Regions from separate parts of the Mus musculus genome. Here all the other regions are linked to region 1. The links are chromatin loops, found by intact Hi-C in ENCODE. Cell type or tissue: left cerebral cortex. All regions are shown on one strand. Region 1 has its middle 200 kb from the start of Gm46033. Region 2 holds the start of Csmd1 (CUB and Sushi multiple domains 1). Region 3 has its middle 72 kb from the start of Gm46033. Region 4 has its middle 40 kb from the start of Gm46033.

Region 1 (8,000 bases):
GTCTCTGCTCTCTCCCTTGTCTGCTACCTACCATTTGCTGTGAAAGCCATCTCTCTCTCTCTCTCTCTCTCTCTCTCTCTCTCTCTTTCTCTCTCTCTTTCTCTCTCTCTCTCTCTCTTTCTCTCTCTCTCTCTCTCTCACACACACACCAGGTACAGAGCAAGGAGTCAGTGTTCTCTATCACAAGTTGCCTTGGTTCTACACAATACCTCAGTGTACAATCCAGATGTGCAGTGTCTTGCTCAGTCTACCTGCATGTTCTTGTTCTTATTAGAACTCATGCCAAGCATTTGAGACAGCAATTCAAGGGGTTTCAATATCTAGTCCTTTCCTATTATGTGACTGTTTAAAGGTTTTAGTATAGACATAATTTTTTCTATTTCTGAAGTTTAGCCTATATTCTATGTATATGAAAAAATGATATTTTCAAAATATCCATGTATATGGATATATGGATATGTGTATATAGATAGACATGTGTGTGTATGTATATACATATATATATACATATATATATATGGACTGAATGGATCTTAGCCCCTTACTTATTACATGTTTTGGCAAAATATTTTCAAAACGTCTACTTCATTAGCCTCTTTTGACTGGAGATCCTTTTTTTGGAAAACTGCTATAAGCAATTTAATATGAGATTCCTTCACAAAACTGGCAAAAAAGTCAAACTTGGATAATACATACAAGTAGTCACAGAAAGTCAAGCTGAGTTGTATGTTCTTCATTTCTATGTTGTCAGAAGTTTCTAGGTCATATGTAAAAGCCAGTGAATTTCAGTCAGCAGCTGATGTGAGTGGTTGAGCTAACCCATTATCTTCAGAGCAGTGGTATATAACTGCAATCCCAGCACTCAAGACATGGACGATCAGATGTCACCGTTGGCTACACAGTGAGTCTGAGGCTACACAGGCTACACAGCCTGGAAAAATGTGATTCTTTTTCAAATTAATCAATTAATTAGTAAAGAAATAGTCAAGAGATGACTCACAATAGGTTTTTCCCCTAATTTATTTTACAAAAAATTGTTTGTTTTTAATAATTAAATTAATAATAATTTTAGTGAATAAACTTTAATAACAACATGTTAATAGTGAATTAGTTGCAAAGATAAGGAAGTGGGGTTCCATCAACCCACTGTGTCGGTAGTTCTACCATGATCATCTCATGTGACTAGGGTTCCTTGTCACAGTAGGAGACTGACATGACCACAACATAAGTAGTTTCACACTGTGTAGATCTGAGAAAGCAGCAACACTACTCTATAGCAACCACTTCCCAGAAATACCTGAACTTCTATTCTCCATTTCAAACCTTGGCAGCCACCAATATTTTTCTCTCTGTAATTCTTTCAGTTCAAGGATGTTATATAAACAGAATAACAGGGCATTCTGTTTAAACCTTTTGCAACTGGTCCTTTTCACTCAACATGGTATGAAATCCATCCACACCACAGCATCCTGTAGATGTTTTTGTTGAGAGCTAAGTGGTACCCTGTGGTAGGAATGCTTGAAGCTAATCTTTGATAATTTTTGATAGTCAAAATTGGCCATTGAAATAAAGCTGCAATGAAGGATGTTGTCAAGAGTTTGAATATATCAAAGTTCTGGTTTCTCTGGATCACACAGAAGGCTATGTGCTCAGTTTCTTAGGAACATTCCACCAGACTTTTGAGTTTACCAATTTGGCTCTCAGCTGGCCTTCTGAGAACAGTGCAGTAATAATACCTAAAGAATAAGGATGTACAAGAAAATAGAACCCAGGTCCTGGAAAACAGCAGCCTGGGTAATTGTTAGCAGATAGAACACAGCTGCTTGTACTATGAAAGTGCCTGATGAGCAAGCTTAGGCAAGGAAGGCAAAGCATGCGATGGGAGTGGTTCAACCTCAGGGTCACAGGTTTCTGATAGCATCCATGGCTCACTGCACAGCTCAAAATCACAAGAATATCCCACTGAACATGGTTACCTAAGAATAGATTCAATGTAAACGGAAAGATTGAGTCCTGCTGAATATTTGCTATCTTCCTTAGTCTGCCAGAACATTCAAACACCACCATTTTTTTCCCCACTGTCAAGACAAGGCACTGTTAATCCATGCTAATCAGGTCATATCGTGTCTTCTATTCTCATAGTTTGGAAGCATAAACTCAGTTCTCCTCCACTCGTTCAACACAAGACTCCCACTCAGGGGACACCTGGACTTTTCTGAGTCACATAAGAAATGAAAGTATTATATGTCACTGCACACTGGAGAATAGAGATGTGGGCCCTGTACTGGCTACTTTTGTGTCAACTTGACACAGGCTGGAGTTATCACAGAGAAAGGAGCTTCATTTGGGGAAATGCCTCCACAAGATCCAGCTGTAAGACATTTTCTCAATTAGTGATCAATGTGGGGGAGGTCCCCTTGTGGGTGGTGCCATCTCTGGGCTGGTAGTCTTGGTTTCTATAAGAGAGCAGGTTGAGCAAGCCAGGGGAAGCAAGCCAATAAAGAACATCTCTCCATGGCCTCTGCATCAGCTCCTGCTTCCTGACCTGCTTGAGTTCCAGTCCTGACTTCCTTTGGTAATGAACAGCAATGTGGAAGAGTAAGCTGAATAAACCCTTTCCTCTCCAAGTGCTTCTTTGTCATGATGATTGTGCAGGAATAGAAACCCTGACTAAGACAGGCCCCATGTGACCACAGCAACCACATTTGGTGGCACTGTAAGAATAGCCGCAAGTGGAGGAGAGCAATCTGAGTGCAAGGAAAGGCATTCAGAACAACTGCTTATAAGTCATTCCATTCTTATAACCACAAGTCATGAGACTCACCACAAGCTGCTCATGGAACAGGACTTAGAGTCGATTACCAACTAATGCAGTATGACATCATCTAATACTTACAACATTACAGTAGGGAACTTAGAAAAACACTGCTTCCCTTTGACAAAACTAATGAAAGCTATGTAGTGAGACCCTGCCTCAAAACAAAGCAAAACAACAACTCTTAAACCCTACATCACCGAAAAGAAAACTCCGAACACAAAGTGGGCAGATTATGCAGAAGCAAAGCCACATCTTGTATCTACTACATAAGCTAAAACAAAATCTGTAAGTCTTATGGATTTGGGGAGAGGCTTTGAGCATGGTCATATACTGCTTCCTGTAATTTGAATAAAAATGGCCCCTATAGAACTCCACAAAAAAGACCAACAGAGTCAATTAACCTGGACCCTTGGGGCTCTCAGAATCTGAACCACCAACCAATGAACATGCATTGACTGAATCTAGGCTTCTCCACTGATATGTAGCAGATATGCAGCTTGGTCCTCATGTGGGTACTGACTTGGGCACTATCCCAGAAGCTGTTGCCTGTCTGTGAGACATGTTCTTCTATGTTCTGGGCTGCCTTGTCTGGCCTCAATGAGAGAGGAAGCCCCTAGCCTCACAGAGACTTGAAGTGCCAGGGTAGGAAGGACACCCGGGGGTGGGGGGTGGGGAGGAGGCTACCTGCTCAGAGTTGGGAAGGGGCAATATGGGAAAAACCGTGGGAGAGATGACCAGGAAGGGGTCAGTAAGCTGGATGTAAAGTGAATATGAAAAAAACAAATTTTTTCATAATGGCCCCTAGGGAGTAGCACTATTAGGAGGTGTGGCCTTGTTGAAGTGGCTCTCAAATACTCAAGCCTAGCTAATGTGGCATTTACTTCTGCTGTCTTTGAATCAACATGAAGAACTCTCAGCTCCTTCTCCAGCACCATGCCTGCCTATATGCCACTATATTTTCCACCATGACTATAGTGGACTAACCTTTGGAAACTATAAGCTAGCCTGATTCAACTATTTTCTTTACACGAGCTGCCTTTGCCATGGTCATAGTGTCTCTTCACAGCAATAGAAAGTCTAACTAAGACATTGCTTGTGAGGTGGTAATATGAAAAAAAGAAAAAAGAAAAAAGAAAAAAGAAAGCTAAATAGATGTCTTACCCAGGACCTAGAAATCACCCTTCTTAGTATTTAGTCAAAAGAAATGAAACCATGTGACTAGTGTTTATAACCAGCTCACACTGGAAAGAACACAAGTATTTATTAGTGGGGTTTTGAAAGCCATCTTGAATATCAATGGTAGAAATTGACATACAGTCATTTTTGGAATCATAGAACGGATTTAAAATACTACTAGGGAAGAAATTACCCAGGAAAGTATCTTGCCACTCTCTAGCCTAAGTACCTTGGGCCTTTTCCCTTAGATGGCTGCCTTCTATGTTTAGAAAACACTTTGCTTTCTAATAAATTAATACAAAGCTAATTTTGCATCTGTCTTACAGTTGTCATTAATGGTTATCATTAGGTTCCTAGTAAATGCTGTAATTACATTTGATGATGAAATGCATTAAAAATATTTCTTCCTGGGTTGTTGAAAAAGTCTTGCAGCTGGAGGTGTTTGGATTTATTTATTTACTTATTTATTAACATCCCAAATGCTGCCACCTCCTGCTCCCCCCTCACAGAGTCCTTCCCCCATACCCCTTCTCCTTCACTTCTGAAAGGCTGTCTGCCCATATTCCCTCACCCTGGCACATCAAGTGGGACAGGCATATCCTCTCTCACTGAGGCCAAACAAAACAGCCCTCTGTTGCATATGTACCAGGGGCCTCGGTCTAGTCCGTGTATGCTCTTTAGTTGGTGGATTCCTCTCTGAAAGTTTCCAGGGTTAGTTGACAATGTTGGTCTTCACTTACTAACTTTTAGAATAGTATTCTCAGTTAGAATACCCCTGTATAGTTATACATTCTTCAATGCTAGTTATCAGTTGAAAAAAAAAGCTCTTCAAAGGGAAATTTTATCCAAAATGAGTAAAGTGTTCCCAGATACATTGTGAAGTATGGATGTGCTTTTTGATTTTCATCAGCCTCTCAGGGTACCCCAAGTTCTGTCTGTGGGCCTCTAAGAATTAGGTCAGCTACAGGCTATTGCTGCTGCCAGCACCAGGTGGCGCTGCTTAATGGAGTCCTTGGTGCAGACCAGAGCAGCCAGCTGGCTAAAACCCTCCTTCAGGCCTTCATGGTAAGCTTGGCCAACTGCAGACTCAATGTGGAGTTCAAAATCCAAATACTTGTTCATTAGCTTTTTCAGTTCCTAGAGCTGAAGTGCTGGTTCAGGATCTCACTCACTTTACCTAGTTTAACTCCAAATTAAACATTCCTTTATGCCTATCATGAGTAATTAAGAAATGAAGTGGCTTTCTTTTTTTATTGTTTTAATATATTTCCTCATTTTGCTAGTTCTTTGAGAATTCTGATCACATGTATTCCCTTCTACCAACTCCTTCCAAATCCGCGGGCCTCACTATACTTTATTTCAGTTATGTATATGCTGTATGTTTGAGTGTCTGAACAGGATGCAGGTGCCTCCAGAGGAGAGGACATTGCACCACCTGGAGTTAGAGTTTCAGCAGATTGTGAGTCACCTGCTATAGGTGCAGGCAATAGAGATCAGGCTTTCTGGAAAAGAAATATGTGCTCCTAGTCTTTGAGACAGTTTCCCTGGGTTTTATTTTAAACTGTTAAAGATCTGAACGTGTCTCTCGCCATCCCTTATAGCTTTGTAACTATTCTCAAGGGATGCCTCACAGGTAATTAGCCAAGGGAGACCACATGCAGCCATTCTACATAGCATGACAACTACCCCAAGTTAGGAGATGCCTTCAGGAATTCAAGGTGAGCTTCAACGCTCCACATGCTTGAGTTGCTTCATGAAGTTGTCAGCCCTGCTGGCTTTGGGAAGGCCTCCACTGGAAACACTATTTGTTCCATAGTTTGCAAATACCTGCAGGAATTCAAAATATTACAGCATTTTCACAGAAAAAAAAAAAAAAACAAGAGCCATTTCTATCAGAGAGGACAACAATGTGTTTGGTGTATCTCAGTTGGGGAAATAACTATAGATCAACCAGGTGAGACCAGACGAGACTCTTTCCACGAGCTCCTGATGATGAGAGAGTTTGGCTAACTTAGACTTAGGCAGAGTGGGGAAGCTGACAGTTATATACAGAGAAGCTCTTTGTGACCATGGCAAATGATGCACCCAGGATTCAAGACTTACTTGGGACTCTTCTGCAATCAGCAGATCATAGACCCTGGTTCTATTTACTCTAGAGTTCTAGGATACTCTACATTTATCTCATAAGTTCTGTTATCTTATTAAACAAAATGTAAATTGTGATAGTTCTGAAAAATTACTAAACCATTTTTATTTCACTTTGCATTCTATTAATAGGAATTTAGGCTTTCAATTTTGAGAACCAATGGTTAGAAGATGTAAAGTTATAACTTATGACTTTTACTGTGACTATTCCTAGGAATGAATGATGCCATTAGATGTCTACACATTTTGCCAAATTACTGAATGAATGGCTGGAGAGCACATTCCCACTGTTACAGAGTATTCCTGCTAATCACCTTGCCTCTGTACTTAGTGCCTGCACGGACATTTAATTCCCTCTGTTTCCATACCGGGGTGTAGGGGCGGGAAACGAGGCAGGCAAGCAGAGAAAAACTCTTCGGTTGAAAGAGGCGGACAGGTGTGTATAGACATCTGCAAGAGCTTCGTGATTCTACCCGTCTATGAATGCACCTCTTTGTCTAAAGGAAACCCGACAGGAAAAGCTTCTGCCCATGCAATCTTTCCCAGTAGGAGGAAGGAAGGGGACAAGCAGGAGGGAGGGCTAAAAAGGCAGTGGTCCAGGAATCTAAGCCATAGTTGTCAGGTTTCGTGTTTGGGACTATCCTCACAAAATGCTTCCTATTCTAGGAGGGGGGCACAGTAGGTGACATCAGCTCACATCCCAATGCCTCTACTGGTGACAGGGCAGAGAATGGACAGACCAAAGCTCAAGTTCACTAGTGCTCTTTTTTAACAGGGCGGCATCTGATGCCATCTACAGTCCCTGAAAAGAACAGGACTGATGTGGCCAGAGGAACCCTGGGTCATGAGAAAACTTGGAACTAGATGAAGACTCTTTCCCCCCTCATGGAATCTGACATCTGTAGTATAGTTGCAAATCCCACTGGTCCGTTGCTCTGGCCGTGGGTTAATCACACTTCTGTAAAAGCCAAGTGTCTGAGGCAAACTCTATTCACCAAAACTCTGGTTAACAGGATCCCTGGAGGCTTCTCTTCGATCTCCTGCATCTGTGTTCTCTCCAGGTCACCTGGAAGTAGTTCGTACCTACATCATTAGTACTGAGTTGGCAAGCAACGGGCTTTGGCTGTGGGACAGAAATTAGGCATGGTGGTACCTACCTCAGTCCTAAGATGTGTTCTGTATTTTTCTTTCTCCCCATTTGTCTTCTATTCTATCCAGAAAGGATGAAGTGGATGGAGCTTTCAAACCTCTGTCCCATGAATAACTCTCTCCGGCTCCAGAATAGCACAATGACCCAATCTGGGCTTCATAACCATCTACCTCTGTCTTAAAGATACAAGCCAGATAATCAGTATCACCCTGAGACATTCAGACCTTGAAGATGGTTTGATCCCAAGCAAATACTTATTAACTCAGCATTTCCAAGCTCGTGAAATTCTAAAGGCTCCCACAGCCTGAAAAATGAACACCACGAAACACACATACCTGCCCAGTGCACTGTGGCTTTGCCTCCATCATGTTCAGTGATATTCTTTACAGGTCCCTTTTATTAGTCTAGCCTCTTACTAAGAGTGTTCACCATTAAGGTTACACAATAGCAGCCCAGGGACGTCTTTATGGGGCTGAAGCAACCTCCCCTGCATATGACTCATATGAGCCGATGCCATACAAGTCGCCATTCCAAGATACCTTCCTCAGCTGACTAAGGAGGGCTGCCTTGCTCCTTCCTCATGCAAGTCTTTAAATACAACAGCCATAACCTTAGCTCACCCCATACAAAAGCCTCAACTTCACGGACAATGGGAACTTCTCTCTATTCGTGGTAGAATGCTGGCTAGCGTATCACTACAGTATTCTGTAC
Region 2 (8,000 bases), 1.8 Mb before region 1:
CCCTACTTCTGCCATAGTGCAACTAGTCAGAAGTTCACAATCCTCTGTCCTAGCTTGGAAACTTTTTTTACAATAATCTTTATCATCTGATAGAATTCTTTGGGCAGATATCCCCCTGAATCTATCCACTTGCTTCTCCTCTTTGCCTGGAATGCCTTTTCATGTTTTAAGCTGATATTAGATCTCATCTTTCCTGCAAGCTCATTCAAAGTCTTGAAATATCAGAAACACTTCAGTAGACTCCCTGGAGGCAGCAGGGTAGAATGAAAAAGGCCTTAATTTAGGCTTCTGTTTCTCCATTCTTTAAGGAAATTATTGACAAGACCTACCAAGCCTCTGGTTGACCTTTCAGGATGTCAGGTTCTTCCCAAGCTCATATCTGACCTGTATGGTAATAGATATGTTAGCGCCATAGATAAACGCAGAATTCCACATGTTTCAGGGAGTCAGTGTCGGGTTTCTCCCACTGCTGCTGATGGCAGCAATCACATACTATTTTGGCACCGCCTGAAGCACTGCTCCACATGTGAAAGGAATAGTCCAAGAATTGACAATCTTGCAGTACTTCAAAAGATGATAACTTGCCTTTTTAAAGAGGAATTTTTTCCAATAGGAAAGATTTTGCATAGACATTTTCGGCAAACATCTGAAAACCTCTTATTTCAATCAATAAGAAAAGAATGACAATCCTTCAGGGGGAACAAAACCAAAATACATTTAAATTCAGAGGCAACACAGGAAAGATGGAAAGAAAGAAAGCTAAGTCTGTATTTGTATTTCTAGCCCAATTCAAAAACCATCATTTCCCCAAACATCATCTTAATTAATTCTCTCAACAGTCAAATGAGTTAAGAAAGTAGATACAGTTTTTAAGGACTAGGCAGTTCTTATTTATATAAAGTATATACATATTAACTTTTTGGGAAATGGGAAAATTGGCACATTAATTGAGGTTAGTGAGTACCCATATGTGTCTATACAAAGAATCTCTCAATATATGGTACAGAGAAAGCAGGTAGCTATAGACTGGTAGAAAACATGGTTTTCTATCAAGTAAAACTGTGAAAGACCCTGGTCTCAGATGCCCTCTTGCTTACTATGAATACCGACCCTAGGAACCTCTCTGTGGGAATACCTACAGAACCAATGATAGTGGTGTCCACAGGATATCTGGTGTACCAGATACTTCCAGTGCCACTGTGAAAAGCTATCAGCACCAGAAACCCGTTTTTTAGAAGAAGTGTGATTACTCCATGTTCATTTTAAAGCTGAGAGAAAACACTTTCGTTAGACATTTCCTCAACATTAGGAAACTACTAGGTGTGGACAACCATCTCTCACAGAGGAAAGTGCTACAACATTATCAGTGATGTCTACATTTTCTCCTGATAGCAGGATGCCAGGATAGCAGGATTCAAAGGACAGGGGAGCTAGATAGTCATTTTTAATTTGTGGCCTCTGCACAGCTCACTGATATATAGTAATGAACTAAATGAAATAACTCAGAGCCACTTATCCAAGTTCAGTGGTAAGGCTTGTGCAGTCAAAAGTATTCCTATACTGCAAAAGAAGGCGTGTGTGTGTGTGTGTGTGTGTGTGTGTGTGTGTGCAAAATATGTGTGCTTACCTTGACTCTTTCTCTGAGAAAAAAAAGATTGTTCATATGTTTTTATTTTCATCATGAAATGTCCTTCTTATGGAGAACTCACTAAAGCTTCACAATAAATGGCTGCTAATCAATGTATTTCAGCGTGAGGTGAGGCACAGGGAAGTGATGAAACATGATATATGAAGGAAATACAAACTTGAGAAGTAGCCTGCTCATTAGTCAAAACCCCATATGACAGTCATATATGACAATGGAGTCACTGAAGGGAGAATGGCTCTCCTGGAAGCTAGAGAGTTGCTTTTAGCATAGCCCTTTTGACATTCAAATTGGTTGGAATATCAACTGTGGAAGTCTCTGGAAAGTTAATAGTCACTTGTCACTTTTGAGCCTTAATGCTGAGCCAGCATTTATGTGAGCTTTCCAGACAATATTTGCTCTGCAAAGGCATCTGGTTCTCTCTGACGTGCCACAGTAGCCTGGGCTGGCGAATGTGCATGGTGATTCCATGTTGGGCAGTCTTGTTGCAGAAGGAAAGCATTACTAATAAGCGGGCCCAGTGGCCAGCCACCTAGCTGCAGAGGATGGCTTTCAAGATGGCTTCTGTTCCACGGAGCCTCAGGATATGGCTAGGAGGCTGCCTTGCAAGTCAGAGCAAAGGAATCTTCAGTTTCCCCTCTGGGTGTCAGCTGGATTCACCTTGTGACAAACTGGGAGATAACAACTGAATTTTTTTTTCTTTTTTGTCTCCCCAATTCCAGTTTGAAATTGTAAACTATGAGTTGGTGCTGGTGGAATACCTTCCCCATCTGGCTGCTTCTCTTTCTTCCATTTCAGAGGTGGGTTGTGTGGGGAAAGGAGACCCCGTCTTTGAAGCTTTACTGTATGTCTGATGTTGTTTCAATACTGGGTAAGGGAGACCTCATTACATACATCGCAGATGAGGAAACACAGACTACATTTGTTTGCATGCTTGCTTGCTGAGAAGAAGGTAAATGTATGACTCAAAGCAGACTCTTTTGACTCCAAGGTTCATCTCTGATACCAGTATTTGTCAAAGTATTACCTCTGATATAACCATGTCACCTTGAACTTGGAAATGCCAAATCATAGATCTTATCCAAGAAAAACTGCTTACTTTGAGGTTGAAACCAGCCACGTGCACGTCCATAATACAGATGACCAGATGCCTTACGATTTTACTGCTGTGAACCGATACCATAACCAAGGCAATTCATATAAAGGCAACATTTAATTGGGGCTGGCTTACACATTCAGAAGTTCAGTCCATTATCATCAAGGCAGGAAGCATCCAGGCAGATACGGTGCTGGAGAAGCTGAGTGTTCTACATCTTCATCTGAAGGTTGCTAGGAGAGGATTAGCTTCTAGGCATCTTGAACAAGGAACTAACCAGTAACCCCAGAGCCCCAGGGACTAAACCACCAACCAAAGAAAACACATGGTTTCTTGACTCATGACTCAAGCTGCATATGTAGCAGAGGATGGCCTAGTCCATCATCAATGGGAGGAGAGACCCTTGGTCCTGTGAAGGCTCTATGCCCCAGTGTAGGGTAATGCCAAAGTCAGGAAGTGGGAATGGGTGGGTTGATGAGCAGGGAGAAGGATGAGGGGATAGGGCGTTTTCGAAGGGGAAACCAGGAAAGGGGATAATATTTGAAATGTAAATAAAGAAAATATCTAATAAAAAAAAAGCTTACACTGATAGTGACACACCTACTCCAACAAGTCTACAGCATCTAATAGTGCCACTCCCTGGGCCAAGTATATACAAAACATCACACTGATTTAAGTTATTGTTATGCACAGAGATGCCCATGGTTCCTAGAGTGCCCTTTCAGGCAAGCTACATAATGATGAAAGAGGATTCACAAGTCTCTTAATCTATGCAATGAACCATTTATCGTGAGTATCCACCACCCTAAAGGCATGCACACATAGAATGCACACACTGCTTTATCAGAAAGGCATAGCAAAGGCTTGGCAGGCAAGTATGGATGAGCCACTCAAGAGAGTCATGCACAGCAGCGTGTGTCATCACACTTGCTTATGTGCCTCTACCTCCTTTCAATGGTGGCCTGGGGATTGCTGTATTCTAAGGTCACTTACAAAGAATAGTGATATGATATTACTGTCAGAACATTCTATACCCCTGTCACATTATGCTCTCCCCTTAGGGAGGTGGCAGGGCAGAGAAGAATCTTGCCATCAACTGTATATGTCCTAAGGTCTTTTGTGGGGGAGAGGGATTTATATGGGTACAAACATCCAAGTAGAGTTCACCTTCTGGCTTTTGAAGGAGGTGCCTTCCTATAGGTAGCCAGATTTCTTAAAGAAAGAAGTCCCCTCCAACTCTTTCATGATCGTCCATCTATTTCAAATACAGGATTAAGGAAGCCAAACAAAGTCATATTTAGCCATCCTAGCAACAAGCTGTATTCTCTAAGATTTTCATACCCGTACAGCTCTTCAGCTAATTAGTATTCTCATTTGTACATTGTGAAAAGCAATCTATATTTATCTCAAGCATCATGTTTCTGTCCTCTCCTTAGGTGATTCCATCTCACAGGGGCTTTTCATCTCTTGAACGTTTAGGTTGTCATCCTTCATGTGGATGATGCTGGGCCCTCAGGGACATCGCCATCTTTTCAGCACAGCAGGGGCCTCTCTGCTCTTTCTCTTTGAACTCCTCCGGGCCAGTCTGGATACCAACCATGTTTCTAGAGTAGCTTATCCAGGTTGTGGAGGCCGAAGAGTGCTCTGCAGAGACTGAGAAAGATGTCCACACCCATGCAGTGGCACAAACCTTCCAGTCACTGCAAAGAGGCCCCGCAGCATTTCTAGGGGTGAAATCTCACTGTCCCTCACTGAGATTACCTTGTAACAATTCTAAATTAGGGCCTTCTCAGATCTGAGGGAAATTACGCCCTCATATCAAATCAGAGACCCAAAGAGGGGAGACCCTCTAGGATGCTATCAATGTTCTTTGTCTATGGCATAGGGATATGAAGGTATACTCGGCAAAATCTTCCAAGAAGGTAGGTGACCGGAGTGGAAGATGAAAAAGAGATGGGATTATGGCTTTCCTAAAAGAAAAGCAGAGCACTAGATGGCAGCAGAGCCCCATGGTTTCCTTCTGGGCTGTGAAGTGCCTGAGATCCTAGGTGGGGGAGATTCCCAATATTATCACATTCCTCCAAAATGAGCTATTCTTCCTGGACAGTCTTATGCCTTGGGCTCACAATCAAGTTGCAATCTGACAAGGTCGTTCTAACTTCCAGACTCAGGATCTTTCTTCCTTTCTAATCTGAAACAAAGTGATTGTCATTTTTTTGACTGTTGTTGCTCTACAATTTTACTCAAATAGATAATTTGCAACAAAAGCATCCCCCCAAAAAGTGTTTTAATTATTGTTGTTTTGAGACAAGGCCTCCCTGTGTAGCTCTGGCTAGCCTGAAACTCTCTTCCTAGACCAGGCTGGGCTTGAACTTGAGGTGATGGCCCCGTCTGTCTCCTGAGTGCTGTCTCTACCGGTCTGTATCACCCTGGATCTGAAAGAAAAAGGGTCTTTAAGCCTGTGGCCATGAAGGAGCCACTCAATCTTGAGTTGTCAAAGTGCCACCATTCTGTGCAAAGCAAAGGTGTTTGACATCTCAGGTGACACTGAACATTCTTGATTCGGACCCTAATAACATGGCTCCATCTGGGAGCCCCCCCCCACACCCCCCCTCCCCCCGACAAAGAAGTGAGATTTGGAAATGGTTTTTAATGGCAGAAATCCTTCTTGGTGACATGAGTCATTAGGAGTGGCATTCAGAAGACAGGACACCGTTTCTCATGGAGGTCTTCAGCTATGCTGCTTCTGTAGATCAATGGGTCCTAAGGAGGAGCAGCGGATGAGCTATCGGATCTCCTAATAGGTCTTGTTGTTGTTGTTCACTTGCTGGAGTGTAAATAACACCTGGGGGAATGACTTAAAATCACACTGTAGGTGACCCCTTCCACTCCCTGTCACACTGAAGCACACAGGGCATCATTCTCAATCCATTGCTTTAGAGAGATAGCCTGGAATTTTCTCCCCTAGGGATAAGGGAAGAGCAATGGGAGGATACTTTCAAACAAACAAAACAAAAAAACTTCAGATCAGTTCCAAGAGAGCCTGGGGGAAACCTGCAGGAGAACAGAGCCCAGGGTTTTTTTTTTTTTTTTTTTTTTCTGGGGAGCTCCAATCTCCAGGAGAAGGATTCTAGGCTGGATAAAGTCTCTGGTTACTCTTGGAAGGTAAGGTACAGCCGGTGACTCTACATTTTTGGAGTCACTCTCATGCCCTCACGTCATCCGTGGGCTTCAGGGAGCAAGAAAGCTCTAGAACACTAAACTTGAGTGGCACACCGTGACTCTGCCCCTAACAGTGGGCACAATGCTGGTGCGATGATGTGGCCATCAGCCTGCCTCCACACACCATCCTCATTCCTTGGTGTGAACAACTCACAGTCAGCATGGGATGAATGTTCCCATGCTGGGGGCCTGAGATGTCCATCCCTGGCCCCTTCCATCCTATCCTCTAGAACTCCCGAATCCTTTCTAAGAATGGAGCATCTGTGAACTCTAGCCTTCACCTGGTTTGGATTTTTTCAATTAACCTACAGCCTTTTTCTAGTAGTTTACTCTGTGTGCACTCACTGGCTGCAGTAGACCTGCTTTTAGGAACTTCCTTCTGATCCCTCTTGCAGGAATGCTGGATGTGATGCTGGGGTTCACTACACTTTTGTCAATTCTCCTGCTCTCACAACCAGAACAGGGTGGCAGCCCAGTTGGGTTGTTTAGATTCATTTTGTTTCCCACATAGAGCTGGGCTTGCAATGAGGGTAACACTAACAGGACTAAACAGGAGCAGAACAGGAACCTGTCAGAGGCTCATCATAGTTGCAGACAGTCACCTTTTCAAAGGTAATTTATAATTTCTTTTAAAAGCACCATTTTGCTCCCAGTTTCAGTCACAGCTGGGCCCATTCTCTTCCCCCACCTGCATTTCTTTCCTAACTTAGGCAGAGGTCTTCTTCTGGTCAGTAGAGAAAGAGAAGGATGGAGGCTGGCCTCTGCCTGCCCCCACAGAGCCCTCGGGCTCGCTCGCGTGGCCAATTGTATGGTTTTTCCCCGGTGCGCAGCGTGGGCTTCTCCCACTTGAGCGCCCAACAAGTCTCCGTGCTCCAGCCTGCGCGCAGCCGCGCCAGAGACTGAACGCTGCGCTGCCTGCGGGAGCACTAGCAGGGGCCTGAAAGCCCGAGGCCAGGCTGAGTCCCGGACTGCGCGGTGCCAGCCTCCTTCCCCTCTCGGTGGGTAGGATGGTTGAGTCCAGCCACCACGGCAGCGGCTCCTTGCGCCTCTAGCAGCCTGTCTTCGGCGCTCGCTCCCCGCCTTCCTCCCGCTCCAGCCCTGCTCCCCCCTCCCCCCGCGCCCCTCCCGCACCTCCCACTCGCTGGCTCTCTCTCCAGCTGCCTCCGCTCCAGGTTGCTCCCGGTTGCGCGCGCTCCTCTCCCGCCTCGCCCCCTCCCGCAGCCTCGCCGCCTTGGTGCCTTCCTGCCCGGCTCGGCCGGCGCTCGTCCCCGGCCCCGGCAGCCCCGGGGCTGCGCTCGCTCAGAGCATCTTCAGCCCCGCAGTGGCTCGGACCCGATGCTACGGGAGCGGAGCGAGCCGGGCGCGCAGAGCTGCGGGAGGCGTCAGATGCGCGGCCGGGCTGGGGACCCGGAGCTCTTGCCAGCTCGCCTTGCCCTTTGGTGATTACCGGACTCTGTTTAGAGCCCGGTTGTTCCTCGGAGGAGACCGGCGCATCCGAGAGGAGCCATCCGTGTCGTGTGCGTGTGGAATATCTGCAGACATGACTGCGTGGAGGAAATTCAAGTCGCTGCTCCTGCCTCTGGTGCTGGCGGTTCTGTGCGCGGGGCTCCTCACTGCAGCTAAGGGTAAGACAGGCTAGCTCGGTACCGGGGAGACGGCCGAACCCTCGGAGGCCCGGTTTGCGAACGCGAGTGTCTGATCTGAGGATTGTAAGGGACCAAGCGGCAGGCACCGACCGGGTGGCTGTCCACCAGCGACGCTAGGGAACGCAGCGCCCGATACCGAGCTTCCATCGCGTTCTTCCCACCCCTCATCTGCCCCCGCCCCACCCCCGCCCTTCCTTCCCCCTCACTTGGGCTTAAACGACATTTCTCTCTGTGCTGTGTACTGTGGGTTGTCAAGGAGAAGAGAGCCCGACACGAGTTGGGCAGAGAACTGCGCCTTGGCTCCTGGCGCTTGGTGGGCTTGGCGGGTCGCAGGCTGGGGTAGTTCCCACGACTTCTCCCCGGACCCAGCGCACCTGGGAAACATACTGGG
Region 3 (8,000 bases), 130 kb after region 1:
TGACTTAACACAATTTCCTCTAGAAAAGCAGGTACAGTGTGAAGAAGTTTCTGGAATAGAATACCATGATAAACTTGATTGGTTATTTCAAGAATGAGGCAAACTGAACGTGTGGGGATTTTTCTAGTTTCTAACTGATGTGCTTTAGCTAGAAAAAAACATGGGGATTTCACCCTAGTCCGATGTGCTTTCACTCTCTGTTGTACATCACCGAGGAGATATGTGTTAGCAACCCATCAAAGCTCATATAGATGTCTACCGTGTTGCTACCCCCAGTGTCCCTGGAACCACTGGGGAAGGGGCCTGGTGCTAATTGCCATGATCGACCCAGACACACTGTTGCTAAGGATCAAGTATGCTGACATGAAAAAGATAAGAAAAGCTTACAGGGGGCTGGAGGGATAGCTCAGTGGTTAACAGCACTGACTGCTCTTCCAAAGGTCCTGAGTTAAATTCCAGCAACCACATGGTGGCTCAAATCCATCTTTAATGGGATCTAATGCCCTCTTCTGGTGTGGCTGAAGATAGCAATGGTGACAGTGTACTACCATATATAAATAAATCTTAGAGAGAGAGAGAGAGAGAGAGAGAGAGAGAGAGAGAGAGAGAGAGAGAGAGGAAGAGAGGAAGAGAGGAAGAGAGAGAGGCATACAGATTAGAGCTAATGTGTTTTCAGTGCATCCAACTGGGCTTTGTCATGGATGCAGCCTGTTAAGGTCAATGTTGTGTCATATAGCTTCCTCCTGATACTTGCAAATGTCCAGTGGTCACAGGGGATACATACCATTGAATTACCTAGTCCTAACAAAGACTGTATTTGTGTTGGAGGCCTCATATCAGCTGGTGTATGAAGCTTGGTTGGTGGTCCAGTGTTTTAGAGTCTCCGGGGTCCAGATTAATTGAGACTGTTGGTCCTCCTACAGGATCACCCTTCTCCTCAGCTTCTTTCAGCCTTCCCTAATTCAACAACAGGGGTCAGCTGCTTATGTTCATTGGTTGGGTGCAGATATCTCCATCTAACTCTTTCAGCTGCTTGTTGGGTCTTCCGAAGTGTGGTCATGCTTGGTTCTTTTTGAGAGTGCTCCATAGCCTTAGTAATAGTTTCAGGCCTTGGGACCTCCCCTTGAGCTGGATCCCACTTTGGGCCTATCTCTGGACTTTCTTTTCCTCAGGCTTCTCTCCTGTAATTCTTTCAGACAGGAATAAGTATGGGTCAGAGTTATGACTGTGGGATGGCAACCCCATTCCTCACTTGATGTCCTGTCTTCCTGATAGAGGAGGGCTCTATAAGTTCCCTCTCCCTACTGTCTGGCATTTCATCTAAGGTCCCTCCCTTTGAGTCCTGAGAGTCTCTCACCTCCCAGGTGTCTGGTGCATTCTGAAGGGTTCCCCCAACCTCCAAGCTTGCCTGTTTCCATTCTTTCTGCTTGCCCTCGGGGCTTCAGTCCTTTTCCCTCACCCAATACCAGATCAGGTAACTCCCCTTCCCCCTCCCCCACCCCAGTCTTGTGTAATTCAGAGATGATGCACCTAACCCTCAAGAGGCTGGAGGCCCCAGGGAGTTTAGAGGTCAGGTGGGATAGGGGGTGGGAACATCCACGTGGAGACAGGGGTGGTGAGGAGGAGGTATGGGATGTGGAACAGTCAGAGGGTGGGTGGCGTGTGTGCGTGTGTGTGTGTGTGTGTGTGTGTGTGTGTGAATAAAATATGGAGTATAAATATTTAATTAATGTTAATTAATTAAGAGAGAGAGAGAGAGAGCATGCCTCTTGGTGTTCCATCCTAGCTGGAGGACTGACCCATCACTCCACTGTACTGCCGGGCTGGTGTGAGCCTATCAGTGTTTGCTGACTGATCTTTGTGGTCATTTGAGACTCAATTGCTGTGGTTGCTATGGAGATAGGACTTGGGACCAGGTAGCAGCTTGCTACCACCCTTAGAACCCCCGCATGTGTTTCATTTGCACACACAGGACATTCTGTAATTTCTCTGGGCAACTGACAGAAACTGCATCCTGCTCTCCCTCCAGCCCAGCATTATGACTTCTGGATGCTGCTTGTCTCTCCAGGGCACATGGAAATGTCTGGCACCATTGGGTAAGGTGCTTGTCCTCTCAAAGCCCAGTGTAGATTAATAGACTGGAAAGCAGGCTGCCTCCTGGCCCTTGTAGTGGGACATAGAAAAGTCCTCCGATTCTTCACACTGAGGTTAACTCCTTGCCCAAACCCCACAGAAGGGGTCTATGCTTCCTCACACTCTGCCTGTACCCATTTTTTTTTTGCAGTGACCTAAAGTTGTGACTGTAGAGGAAGCCTTATTAAGAGGACATGGTGATGCCAGTCTGCTTCATGCCACACCCTTGGTCAGAAGGCTCATACAATGAGCATTTGAGATTGGGCAACATAATTCCAATTGGGGTGTTTGGCCCCTATGCAATTTCCCAGGTAACTAGCTACTTAGCACCATTTTGTCCAGAGTTATCTCTCAAACCTGGATTTACTAAGCACTGTTTATCTCTCCCTCGCTCAATTGAAAAGATAAGGGAAAAGACCCTCACATCATGGCTGGATGTGGTAACTCAGTAGAGAAAAAGGGTCCCAAATGCAAGCAGCCTCGATCCCAATGTTAGGAGTCCCACAAGTTCACCAAGCTACATAACCAAAGCATATACCCAGAGGACCTAGCTCAGACCCATGCACAGTCCATGTCTGTCGCTTCAGTTTCTGTGAGCCCCTGAAGCCCATGCCTAGTTGATTCTGCATCAGTGTCCTTTACCCCCGGTAGCTTTTACAATCCTTCCTCTCCTCATTCTTCTGGGTTCCTGTGGCTCTACCTAGTGTTTGACTGTGGGTCTGTGCATCTGCTCCTAGCAGTTGCTGATTGACACCCCTCTGATGACCATTGGGCCAGGTATTGCTCTATGAGTATAGCAAAATATCATCAGGGATCATTTCACTGACTTTTTTTTTCCAGTTGCGTTTGTTTCTATCCTGGGTCTCTGGGCCATTCTGTTTCTCTGTCTGGCTATCCAGGCACTATGTGAGCGCTTGTGAGATGGGTCACAAGTTGGACCAGTCATGGGTTGGCCACTCCCACAAGTTCTGCACCACCATTGCCCCAGCATAGCAGAAGGTTTTATGGCTGGATTGATCCCCGAGTCCCACTGCTAGGAGCCTGCCAATTATAGAAGATGGCCAGTTTGCGTTCTGAATCCCCTGTAAATAGGAGACTTCGCTAGGGTCACTGCTCAGTAGATATTCCTGGTAGGCCAGCTCATTTTGAAGGGGAAGACAGGGGAGTTGATGTGGGCAAGAAGAGTGCAGGGAGGGGAAACTGGGGGAAGAAAGTAGTGTATGAGAGAAGAATAAAAGTTTAAAAAGGAATTGGGAGCAAGAAATCCAAATATATCCTTACAACCATGATATTTCTATATTTTACTCTCTGTCACCAAACATTTCTCTATCCCTGTTGTATCTATCTACTGTCTATAATATTTCTATATTCTCTCTGTCATACACTATCTTAGTTAGAGTTACTATTGCTGTGATGAAACACCATGACTAAAGAAACTTCCACTTCCACATCACTGTTCATTGGAGGAAGTCAGGACAGGAACTCAAACATTGCAGGAACCTGGAGGCAGGAGCTGATGCAGAGCCCATGGCAGGGGTACTGCTTACTGGTTTGCTCCTCATGGCTTGCTCAGCCTGCTTTCTTACAGAACCCAGGACCACAAGCCTGGGGATGGCACCACCTACCATGGGCTGGGCTCTCCCTTATCAATCACTGATTAAGAAAATGCCATACAGCTGTATCTTATGGAGGCATTTTCTCAATTGAGGTTTCTTCCCTTCAGATGACTGAAGAGGCAGATGCAGGAGAATCTTTGTGAGTTCAAGGCTAGATAGACCTACATATAGAGCTCCAGGACAGCCAGGCCTAAATAGTGAGATGAGAGAGAGAGAGAGAGAGAGAGAGAGAGAGAGAGAGAGAGAGGATCATAATGTAAACATGTACAGAATTTGGACCAAACGTTTCCCTCGCTCTTCATTTCAACGAAAAACAAAACAGAAGAACAAACAAAAGAGAATAGGACATTCCACCACCACCGCAGCCGACCCTGGAGTCCACTTGGGCCCTGGGTCTGAGGCCTCCTGGATGACAGAGCAGTTGTGGAGAAAGAGTCACACATGGCCCCTTCTGATCAGAAATAATTACCAACTTGCTTTGTTCACATGCTCTCTGTCATTAAAGTGACAATTATCAGATTGGAGAATCCTTAGTGAAACAGTTTCTGTATTACTGCCAAACATTTTTGGTGCTATCGTTTAATCCTCTCCCTTCCTGCTTTATTAATAAACTCATATAATTTTTTTGGTAAAACTACCACACTAAAAGCCTATAACAAGCAGAAGCAGGCATTGACGTCCTTGCTTTGTTAATTAATATTTTATATCAAGTTAGACAGACATTCTCTTTTCCTTCCTAGATGGTCAAGCTTAGGAAGCTGGCCTTCAGATAATCTTCAGAACTTTCTGGAGACTTTGACTACTGCAAGTCCTATATCAGTGTTCATCTCACTTAAGGAAAGAACAGAACGGAGCTATCCATTAAGCAACGTCCTAGAGCTGGTGGACACTTCAGTTGTCCAACTCAGCCTCCTGGTTCATGTTCAGAACACAATAGAAACTAGCTTCAAACATAATAACCTCCCTAAAGCTCCCTATTTGAATTTGTTTCTCCACACAGAAAGTGGTTGAGTGCTCTGCTACCTAGAGGGACAGAACCTGGAGTTAGCAGGCTACTCACAAAATCTTGGAAACTTACTCTGTATCCCTGTTGCACTGAGATACGGTGACAGCATTGAGGACACTGCCCTCTGATGGTCACTCTACTGTGTGTTTTCCATCCCCGTTCCGGAAGCTTTTGACTTGACTACAGGGCTCCCTCAAGGTCAGAGACAGCATAGAGGTTTGTTGACACTAGAATATATGTTTCCCCTTAAAAATCACCCGGGGCAGCATTCCACAGCCCCACTGGATAAAAGAAAAGGGGGAGATGAAGTGCCAGGAATCTAACATCTCACCAGCAGGAATACATTCCTCTGAACACTGAAAGACAAGGTCAGTAGTGAAGGGTCCTAATCCCATAAACAACTAGGACCTCCGATGTCAACTGTAAGGACCCCAGAAAAGTTGCCGAGCTTATCCCATGACCCTCACAGTGCCTTGATGCTAGCAGTTCTAATGTGGTACCCAGAAATTTCCTTCTCTCTCACTTGGGATCAATGATTCACAGCCAGTGTACTGAATTTGGCTATGGCTGGTGTTACCAAGATGAAGTGCTGAAAGCCAGCAGCTGTTGGATACATGACTTGGGGAAAACTCTTAATTCTAAGAAAGCCAAGAAGGCTGGGGAGGAACCCAGTGACATGCCAACACTGAACAGCAATTCCAGTCATTTTCCCTGCTTTTTAATAGAATTATTTTCTTACGTGAAATTGGGTCTCATGTAAGGTCTACTCGTGGTCACCAAGCCCTTGGACTCTTCCCTCTGTGCCCTCACTAACTGCTTGCTGCAGAAGTGTATCTCATTGTTGATGAAATAGGCAATGCCCTCAATATTTCCCTGGGTGCCCTCCATGTTGCTGGAGAATGCCTCTTTACGTTCTCATCCCTAACGGATTAGCAGAGTGTCGAGTCATGCTCATAGAACCTGTCTTTAAGTATCTGTACAATATACTCTTCCTATGTAAGGATCCTGCAGTTGTCTAAAAGTATGCTAGTCCCCAGGTCAATAGGCTAGCCTGCTCATTTGTCAGCTGTGTTTCCCGATCAGCAGGGCTTTGGGGCTGTTTTGTCTTTGTCAAACCCCAGGGTTTAGTCCATCACAGCACCGTAGGCAAGCCAGGTCCTGGGATTCCTTCATTTTCTCCTTTCTGTGGGGCTGCTGTTAGGTGCTATTTTTCAAACAAAGGGATCGATCTTGAGAGACCAAACCTATACGAAAAGCATTCTGTCACAGAATAGCTATGTGAATACTATCCTTGAACTCACACAAAAAAACTGGAATCCCCCCATAATTGGAATGCTGTAAGTACTAACATTAAACTCACTTACAAAAACTGGAATCCCTCATAATTGCAACAAAGTGCCCCTGTATTTAAGGAGCCTCTCACTCCCTCTGTAGCCTATGTTTAGAGTTTCTGTCAGAGGGATGCAGCCAATGGGCATTTATTGCAGCTGGCCTGAAGTGAGTGAGGCAGAAGCCAGTTAGGATGGACTCACTCTGTTTCCTTGTCCTACCTGCTTTGCAGTAGACAGAGCTTTTCCTCTGTCAAGAAGAAAAACAAATATCGTGTTACATAATAGCAGATATCAAAATATATTTCTTGAATGCTGCTCATATAATTTTAATAACCAGGGCTTAAATAGAACCATTGTGTTCCTGTGGCAACTGAAACATCAAATGACTCTAGCATAATCTCTCGCTTTATTCTTACAGAATAAATTTCTTATATATATAAAAAAGGCTTATTCTGAGGCCAAGTAGGTAAATTATTTATACAGTTTGTTCTAATTTATTATCTCAGATGAGAAATGGCTCTTAGTGATGACTCACCACTCTGTGCTTCTGAGTGGGAACACAGCTATCATTCCAGGGTCATTTCTAGTCTGTGTGATTTGGCCCCCAAGTCTCCATGATACTGTTTCCTTTTTTAAAAGAAAGCATCTGTAGCCTAGAGCATGCTGTTTTTCCACACACAGCTGATTCCACATACGTGTTATATGGAAGCTGGATCCATTACAAAGCAAGAAGCTTCAGAAAAAAATTATATCCTACACTTATTTATGTACTGAGATAGCATCATAGTGTTTGATACTGGGGAATCTCTGGTTAAAATAAATCAGAGATGAGAGAGATGTCTTATTTACTCAAGGCACCTATGGCCGAACCTAAGGGTCTGAGTTGGATTCTTAAGTTCTCAAGAGAAAGAGAAAATGGATTCCTACAATTGTCCTATGACCTCTTCCCTCCTCCATGTGTGGTGGCATGTGCATATTCCCATATACCTACACAGTGTGCACACTTGAGTGTGTGTGGATACATATATATACATACATATATATACACACACACACACACACACACACACACACATATATAAAATACAGCAAGACTGCACCATGACAAGCACCAGTCATTCTAAAGTGTGGAGGCGACAAATGAGGGCTTAATACACTTGTGTGGATAAGCAGATGTGATTTTCTATCAGCAGCATGCTTTACGGTTAAATGTGAAGTTTCGCAGAGGAAAACTGCTCTGTCACATACAGACTTGACATCTTCAGCTGAAGAGCGGTGAATGGATCCACATTCAGCGCTTGTAGGGAAAGCAGTAACGCAGGGTACTGATGAGCACAAGGTCGACCAGTTGTCTTTCTGTCCCATCCTGGTGAAATGTCCAGACAGAAGCTTGGGCTGAAATCATCTTCAGAACATCTCATATTAAGCCTTCCTTCCATGGCCTCCCTACAGGGATTTCCACTCTGCTGAACACTGTCTGGCCTCTGAGGGTTTCCTTTGAAATTTGGGCTGAGACATCTATATACCAACAATTTTTATGTTCTTCGTTTCTGTATAGCCTGTGTCCTGTGAACAACATTGACACCAGCCCAGGTTACTACCTGGGCCATAGTACCAGTGGCCACTGAGCACATGATGGCTGAAATCTTCCTAAATATTCTTGTACAATCAAAGTACCCCATGGCTCTATTCTCTAAGCAATTCCTTTCAAATGAACTAGTCTTCACACCCTTTACCTCATGTTGGCAGGGCTAGTCAGATTTCACAGGGATTCTCCAACATCTTTCCTGTCATCCTGATGGCAGCCCCACCCAGCACTCCTCAGTTGGCAGTTCTGAGCAGGAGATCTTCTGGATCGCTGAGCACAGGATCACAGCTCTAGGTGACGGTGCTCTGTGTAGCCAGCTTATCCAA
Region 4 (8,000 bases), 240 kb after region 1:
AGATGGGATCTTCTTTATATCAGCTTAAAAGCTAAGCATATTTTGAACCCAAAGTGTCAGAGTTAGCTTCGGCTGTCCACTTGACACAGGTAGGAAGAGGGGACCTCAGTTAAAGAACCGACTGCTTGCATTGGTCTGGGAGACATTTTCCTTAACTGTTGGAGACTGGTTCAGGCCACTGTGGGTGATGCCACTCCTAAAGGGGAGGTTCTGGATTGGATAAAAAAAAAAAAAAAAAAAAAAAAAGCAGGCTGAGTGGGGCACGGGGAGAAGCCCAGTGAGCAGCAGCCCTTCGAGGTTTCTGCTTCAGTTCCGGCTTCAGGGATCCGCCCTAGACTTCCTGCCTGGGCTTCCCTTCATGATAAAGACGCTGTAAGATGAAATAAAGCCTCTATTTGTTATTTTTGGACAGTGCTTTATCACAGCAACAAAGAAGCTAACTAGAACAGGGAGTCATTACTCTTTTGAGCTCTTTTGTCCTCACCAAGCTCCTGCCAATTACGATTTACATTTACGTGTTTTTATAACGTGTGCAAGTAGTTCCTTGGTGTGTTCCCTGCACACATGCTCAGTCTTGGAAGTGCTGTGTGAACTTCTGTGAGACCCTGAGCTCCTGTGTGTCATAAGAGAAGGGCTTTAGACTGAGTTGACAATGAGCTTCTATGCCTTAAGAATGCCCGTGCTTGGACGACATTTGTAAAGCAGTCTCTACTATTTGCTGTTTGCCATTGCTTTCGAATGCATAAGAGCCACCTTGAACAATCAGTCACCCGAAATCAGAGAAACTGTGTCAGTTCTCAGCATTATCTAAATGAATATTCTCCGGAAATCAATCTCAAAAGAACGTGAATTTTACCAGATAGGATAAGCATTATTGAAAAGTCTCTACTTAGTGAAGTGGGGGGGGGGGGAGGATTTAGATAAAGCATAAATGTCATCCTGAATATTTTCATTGTATTTAGAAACATCACATTCAAGATTAAAGGAAAAGAGGGTTGGGGAGGGTGTCTGCCTTTCAGAAACAAGAACAAGTCATAAATTATAGTTGGCTGTAACCACTACAAAAGCTGACTGTGGATTGCTATTCATTGATAAGCATGATAGCAAGCAACCTCAATGAATTATTTCCACAAATATGAATAGAAGAGCTATGCTCAGTAAATAATATTTATATCAGATAATGATTATAAATTATATATTATAAAATTTGATAGCTTAATGAGAACCATATGCCATATTGTGATTCCATAATATACACTATTCAAATTAATTATTCTTTTATTTGGAAAAATATAAATCCAGGTACAGTTATCCATGCTTATAGTCCTGGAACTTGGAAGTTTGAGGTAAAAAGATGATTATTTCAAGGCCAGACTAGAAGATATACCAAGACCCTGACTCTAAACCACAGAGCAAAACAAAAAGTAAAAGAGATGTGAATAAAAAGAATAAAACAGAATAAAAAAGCTTCATGGCCACGAGGTAACATGGTCTGGGAGACGGCTGCTATTCTTCTCTTGGTCATCCACTGAAACGGGGCTGTTAGTCCCAAAGATGGGGCAGAAAGACCGTCTACCCAACCCATCATGGCCAAATTAATTAAAGCACGGACTGAATTAAAGCAAGCCTTTTATTCATGTCTGCCTCCCCCTAAGGTAGTGTTCTAAGGGTCGGCATTGGATGTGAGGAAGACAACACTTTTATAACTCAGGGCTAGGGAGTTTCCAAACTGGAGATTTGTCAGCAAAATAGGCAGGGTTACAGGGGCGGAATATAGCATAACAAGTTAGTCCCTCCTGAAACAAAGACACATTGCAAGCTGGAGCATAACAAGGGAGTCTAACAAGGGAGCCGTAACAACCCTTTAGATACAAAGGTGGGCTTGCAAGATGGTTACAAACAACTTTTTGAAACAAAGACACGATTGCAATTCCTGGACAAGCAGTGAGGAACATCTGTTGTTGAGGTTATAGGCCCAATCTTTGAAAAACAGAGATTTAGTCATAATCAGGAATAAGCCTAGTTTGTCTTTACTATAAAATAGCTTTAAGCCTAAAATGGAGGCAGGCTGGTTCTTTTGGGGCTTCATAGTATAAGAAAGGCCATGTGCCCACACCCCAGGGTAAGCACCAGAGATGTCTGAGAAGAAGCCATCTGAGTGTTGCTGACTGCACAGTGCACAGAGGGGAAGATTCACCAAACAGACCTTATGCCAAAATGGGTCCACACTGTGCTGGGTGATGCCTGCATTCCCAGGCACAAAAGTAACAATGACAAAAGAGGAGTAGCTTTGGTTTCTTGACACCCTGTTTTGGGAGAGTTCTAAATGGATTAGCAGACTGTTATCCCACAAACGGGACGAATTCACACATCTCACTATTATCTACAAGTGTCTGCTTTTTCAGCCATGATTTTTTCTTACATATTAAATATTATTCTGTCTTTTCTCCTCTTTAAATTAATTTGTGAGGATAGGAAGATAGAATACAAAGTAATGAACGACATTATAGCTTGTTCGTGTGTGTCTGTGTGTATGCATGTATATGTGTGTATATGTGTGTGTGTGTGTGTATGTCCATGTGTATATATATATGTGTGTATAAGTGTGTATATGTGTGTATATGTGTGCATGTGTGTATGTGTGTGTGAGTGTATGTGTGAGTGTGTATGTGTATATGTGTGTTTGAGTATGTATGGGTGTGTATGTGTGTGTATGTGTATGAGGGTATGTATGAATATGAATGTGTGTGTATGTGTGTGAGTGTGTGTATATGTGAGCGTGTGTGTATGTGTGTGTGTATATGTGTGCATGTGTATATGTGTATGAGTATATGTGTGTGTGTATGAATGGGTGTGTGAGTGTGTATGTGTGTGAGTGTGTGTATATGTGAGTATGTGTATATGAATGTGTGTGTATATGTGTGTGTATATGAATGTGTGTGTGTGAGTGTGTGTATGTGTGTGAGTGTGTTGTGTGTATGTGTGTGTGTTTTTATGCATCCTTTTCCCACTGCTGTTCCCCTCCCTCCTTTCTAATAGTCCCTCTAATGGTTGAGTTGAGACTCTATCCCATTGGCTCAGGCATTTGAGTACTTGGTCCCTAGCTTGTGGTTTAGGAGGCACAGCTGTAGGAAGTATGTCACTAGGATGGACTCTGAGAACTTTAAGATCTCTAGTGGCTCATACCACTCAGTGTTTACAGTAAAGGATCTGAGTTCTCACCTTCCTGCTCCCACTATCATGTCTCCCAGCTGTGATGGAATCCTACTCCTCTGGAATTGTAAGCTCGAAGAAACCCCGTCTTCTTTAAGCTGCTTTGTTCCTGGTGTTTTCCTACAGCAATAGAAGAGTAGTGAATGCAGTCTGTTTCTTTGCTCCAGATGGATCCACCCACTGTTCCAAGCCTCTGTGTGCACATTCCCCTCTTGCTGATGCTTCTTCCCCCAAGATCTCCTCTTCTCCTTTCAGGGCCCCCTATTGCCGCCCCCCACAAGATGCACATATATAAAAGTTTACATCTATATCCTAAACGTGAGAAGAAATGTTGTGTTTGCCTTTCTGGGCCTGGTTTATTAGGATTATTACAACAAATTACAAAGGATCATTAAATCATAAAATCCAGGGATCATTAGGGAAGACTCTGAAAAATCGAATTGGGAGACACTGGAAAATATGGGCAAAATGGATAAATTATTCCTGGATATATATATATATATATATATATATATATATATACATATATATATATATATATATATATATATATATATGATCAAAGCAGTAATATAAAAATATCACCCTAAAGGAAATAAATCTCATACTGGACAGACTCCCTGCCAGATTCTATGGAGTCTTTAAGGGAGCCCTAACTGAAATACTTCTCAGGCTTTTCCACAAACTAGAAAGGGAAGGAGCATGACCAAACTCAATCTAGGGATCCAGCATTTCCTCCATGCTGAAAGAACACAAGGACTCACACACACAAACACACACATCAAGGGAGGGAAGAAGGGAGGGAGGAGGAAGGAAGGCAGGGAGAGAGAGAGCAGAAGGGGAAGGGAGGAAGGGAGGAAGGGAAGAATGGAGGAAGGAAGGGAAGGAGGGAGGGAAAGAGAGAAAGGGGGGAGGAAGGGAGGAAAGGAGGGAGGGAAAGAGAGGGATCAGTTTTCTGATGGATAAGGGCACACATTTTCTTAATAAATACTTATAAAACTAATTCAAGAACACATGTAAAAGATGATACACCAAGACCAAGCTGAATTCATTACATGGAGAAAAGTGCTGCACCAAACAAATCAATAAATACAACGCAAAGCCATAAATAGGATCATGGTAAAAAGAAATTCCAAAATTATCTCAATAGAAGCAAAATGGGGCTTTGCAGAGATCAACATACCTTGATAAAAGCCACCAAAGAAGCTAGGAATATAAGGAACATATTGTAATATATTAAAGCTGTATGTGACAAAGATATAACCAACATTATACTTAATATGGAAAAACTAAGATTTCTACCCAAATCATGAGTGTGGTGAAGGTACCCTTTCTCGCTGGTCTTACTCAATAGAGTGCTCAACAGTTAGTTAGAGACAGGAGAAAGAAATACAGATGATTTTAAAAAATCAGGAAGAAGTCAAATTATTCCTACTTTCAGATGGTGCAGCCCTATACTTAGAAGACTTTAAAAACTCTACCAGAAAGCTTTTAAATCTAATAAACACTTTCAACAATCTAGGCTACAAAACCAACAAGAAGACACCATTAGCTTTTCCATATCAATAACAAACTTGCTAAAAATAGATCAGTTTAAAAAAAAACAACTCATATATATGATAGCTGCAAATAAATAAACAAATGACTTAGAATAAATATCACCAAGGGGGCAAAATACATCTATAGTGAAACTTTAAGACATTGAAAATAGCAATATGAGTACACTGTACCTGTCTTCAGATACACCAGAAAAGAGAATTGGATCTCATTACAGATGTTTGTGAGACACCATGTGGTTGCTGGGAATTGAACTCAGGACCTTTGGAAGAGCAGTCAGTGCTCTTAACTGTGGAGCCATGTCTTCAGCCTGAAGACAGCAACAGAATATGAGGGAAACACTTTCTGTGCTCAAGGAGTGGCCGAGTTGATATTGTGAAGACAGCAGTATCACGGAAAGCAATCTATAAATTCAAAGCAGTGCTCATCAAAGATCCAATTACCTTCTAACAAAACAAGTAAAACAACTCAAAAATTCATATCAAAAGACCCTGGATAACGAAAACAATCCTGAATAAAATGATCATTGCTATAGGTATCATAATTCACAATCTCAAATTGTACCATAGAGCTATAGTGGCAATTCCTGCACGGTGCTGGCATTAAAAGGACTACACAGGTCGATAAAATAAATAAAAAATGTGGACACCGATGTCTATCACAACAACAAGCATTTGTATTGAACAAAGTTGCCAAGACATACACCAAAGAGATTTATTTTTCAATAAATTGTGCTAGGGAAACTGGATAGCCTCACAAAGTAGAATAGAACCAGATCTTGGTCTCTCCTCTTGCACAAAGTCTATTCCCTTGGAACAGATCAAGAGATCCAACACCTTAATGTGACACCTATAATTCTGAAACAACTAGAAGAAAATATGGGGGAATTCTTCAAGATATTGGCATGTTTCTGAGGGCCCCAAGAGCACAGGAAGCTACCTCAAGAACTGACAAGTGGCATGGCCTAAAATTAACACGCTGGTACATAGCAGCGGACATAATCACCAACATGAGAAAAACTTTGCCAGCTGTGTTACATTATATATCCATATGTCTTTCTATTCTATTGCAATCCAACTTCCCTATACAGTAGAATTTTTAAAGACCCACAATTATTGATAGGAGATAACAGAACTTAGTAACCAAACTGTCAGGACCCCTAAGCAAAGAAAGAAGTCACACCACGAAAGGCACTTCCAATGCTAATCAATCGAGTTCTGTATCTTTAGGCTGATAGATTTGAGTACAGAACTTTGGGTTAGGAATTTCTTTTATTCACTCCAGCCCCCAAGACTTTCTCCTGCCACTTTCCAGTGGGTGATGTATGTATCCCACTTTTCTCTCAATGTTTGGTGACATCTTATTTTTTAAAAATGGGGTAGATGGTGCTTTGAGCAGGCTGAACAGCCAGCCAAGGCAAGTAGCCCTTGCGGGGTGATTGTTGTTGTTGGTGGTGGTGGTGGGTTTTTTTTTTCCATGTGTTTTGAAGACTGTCACTTGGGAGCAGCAATTTATTAAGTTTATTAAGACTCAAAACTTATCAGTGCACTGTTTCTTATTCAGGAAATTTTATTTTCCTTTAATCAAATATCTTTAAGATTGGACATTGGACGTAAGCATAGAAAACAGGTTACTTAGTAGGTCAGTTTACAATAATCTGAATGAATTTAATTTAAGGAAATTTCAAATCACATCTTATCAAAAATGAGATTTTTTTTTTAACAAGTAAACAGCCTCAGCCTTTATGTGTAGCAAGTTCGCCATCTACTGACAAGATCATATTTTTTTCCAGCGTAAATTCTCCATCTACTGACAGGATCGCTTTTTTAAAAAAAATAAATGTAAAAGAAAGTTTTAAACGTGAGCACAACTGCATGTAAAGTACTGATATTAATATTTAAATATATTACCATTTAATAAGTAGCTTCTTGTTTAAAAATAAAAAGCCTTAGGCTGTGCCCTGGGGGAGACAGAGAGGAGACTGACATACTGAGATTCAAAAGAATTATTGTTTGGTAGGATACAGAAAAACGCTCACAAGACTTATTTAGACAAATTAGGAAACATACTGTACCAAAGAAGAAGCACAAGGAGGCCTGCCTAGGAGCCCTCCCCTCCACCAAAGCCTTCCTTGCAGGGGGAGCAGCCTCCTCCACACTTCACACCTTGCTTCTTCTGCTACCCAGCATGCACCGTGGCATACCAGGAGAAACCTGTGATGTCTACAACTGCATAAGCTCACTGTTTTAGAAAAGGTGCTAAAAGGTAAGAGATGGAGTAGTTCTCTTGTCAAAACACAACGTAACAAGATGAGGCAGAGCAGAGTGGTGCTTATCATGGCTATAAACCAAGAAGCAAGACTCTGGCTTTGACCACTGCAGAGGTCATAGCAGCTACTGCTGCAAATGAGAGAAAAAAATTCCAGCCAGAGCCCCACCTCTGAGTGTAAGTTACAAGGGGTAAAACACTCAGGTGAATGAAAATAAGACAGTTATTGATCAGGGTCTAACATATTGTTTACATAAACTTACACATGTATTATAAAAACAGTGATCCCAATTGACCAGACCCCAAGAGGAATACGGTTGTCCCATACTCTATCTACCCGCAAAGCTTAACGCTATGGATATCAATGCCTTGTTCAAGGCAAGAGAAGCCAGGACCCTCTGAGTTTCCACACCCTTGCTTCTGCTAGCACACACACTGATTCCCTTCAGTGGCCTGTGCTGTGGGTGACTGGGGTGCACAGTTTTATACTCACCTAATAATGTGGTTCATGTACAACAACTAAACTGACAGCTGTTACAAAGTAAAGGTAAAAATGCCCGTGGAATTCATCACGGGGGTGGGTGGGTGGGGAACCTGCAAATCGATTGAAGGAAGACCTTGTTTTTCCAAAGTAAAAACTAAAGATCTTCTGAGCTTGCAGGCAGATTAAGATTCCAGTCTCTTAGGAGATAGAAGGCATTTCATTTTAGAATAAGGTTCTAAATTTGCCGGTGCCAATTTAAAGGGGGAAATGTGATTCCCCCCTTGGAGAGTTACTACATTTAAGTTGCAAATCTTGTTTATGATGTTTCTAAAATCACCTTATTTGTAACCAAGATTGTTGGGAAGATATGATAGAGAAAGAAGTGACGGCTTATAACTCTCAGACAGGGATTTTGTTTCCATCCCCGGAAGCTGTTAATCCGTTCCTTTGGTTTTTGTCCCAGTGAACTGTTCGTATC

The links. Hi-C counts contacts between places; a loop is a spot of excess contacts. Peaks named below come from ENCODE experiments on the same cell type or tissue, not always from the same donor. Only the 100,000 strongest peaks of a DNase experiment are listed, where the experiment ranks them.
Region 2: it touches region 1 in a loop (6-fold over the local background); 5 of 42 quality-filtered maps call a loop at or near these places.
Region 3: it touches region 1 in a loop (13-fold over the local background); 7 of 42 quality-filtered maps call a loop at or near these places.
Region 4: a loop joins it to region 1, with 5 times the contacts of the local background. A loop is called at or near these places in 6 of 42 quality-filtered maps.

Annotation. Positions count from the first base shown.
Region 1 is chr8:15,726,263-15,734,262 of GRCm38, reverse strand. No RefSeq gene overlaps it. Among named protein-coding and RNA genes, the nearest start is that of Gm46033, 200 kb to the right of the region's middle. In left cerebral cortex, a CTCF peak has its summit at 4,975 (motif pointing right); DNase peaks (open chromatin) are centred at 2,690 and 4,996.
Region 2 is chr8:17,534,478-17,542,477 of GRCm38, reverse strand. Csmd1 (CUB and Sushi multiple domains 1) reads left to right here and starts at 7,093. Exons shown (of 70, transcript NM_053171.2): 1 at 7,093-7,588. The coding sequence starts at 7,504. In left cerebral cortex, a CTCF peak has its summit at 4,727 (motif pointing right); DNase peaks (open chromatin) are centred at 6,067, 6,444, 7,001, 7,576 and 2 more places; H3K4me3 peaks cover 1,595 bases; H3K27ac peaks cover 1,785 bases.
Region 3 is chr8:15,598,624-15,606,623 of GRCm38, reverse strand. No RefSeq gene overlaps it. Among named protein-coding and RNA genes, the nearest start is that of Gm46033, 72 kb to the right of the region's middle. In left cerebral cortex, a CTCF peak has its summit at 4,875 (motif pointing left); DNase peaks (open chromatin) are centred at 4,886, 5,344 and 7,894; H3K27ac peaks cover 993 bases.
Region 4 is chr8:15,486,317-15,494,316 of GRCm38, reverse strand. No RefSeq gene overlaps it. Among named protein-coding and RNA genes, the nearest start is that of Gm46033, 40 kb to the left of the region's middle. In left cerebral cortex, a CTCF peak has its summit at 6,540 (motif pointing left); DNase peaks (open chromatin) are centred at 3,322, 6,588 and 6,935.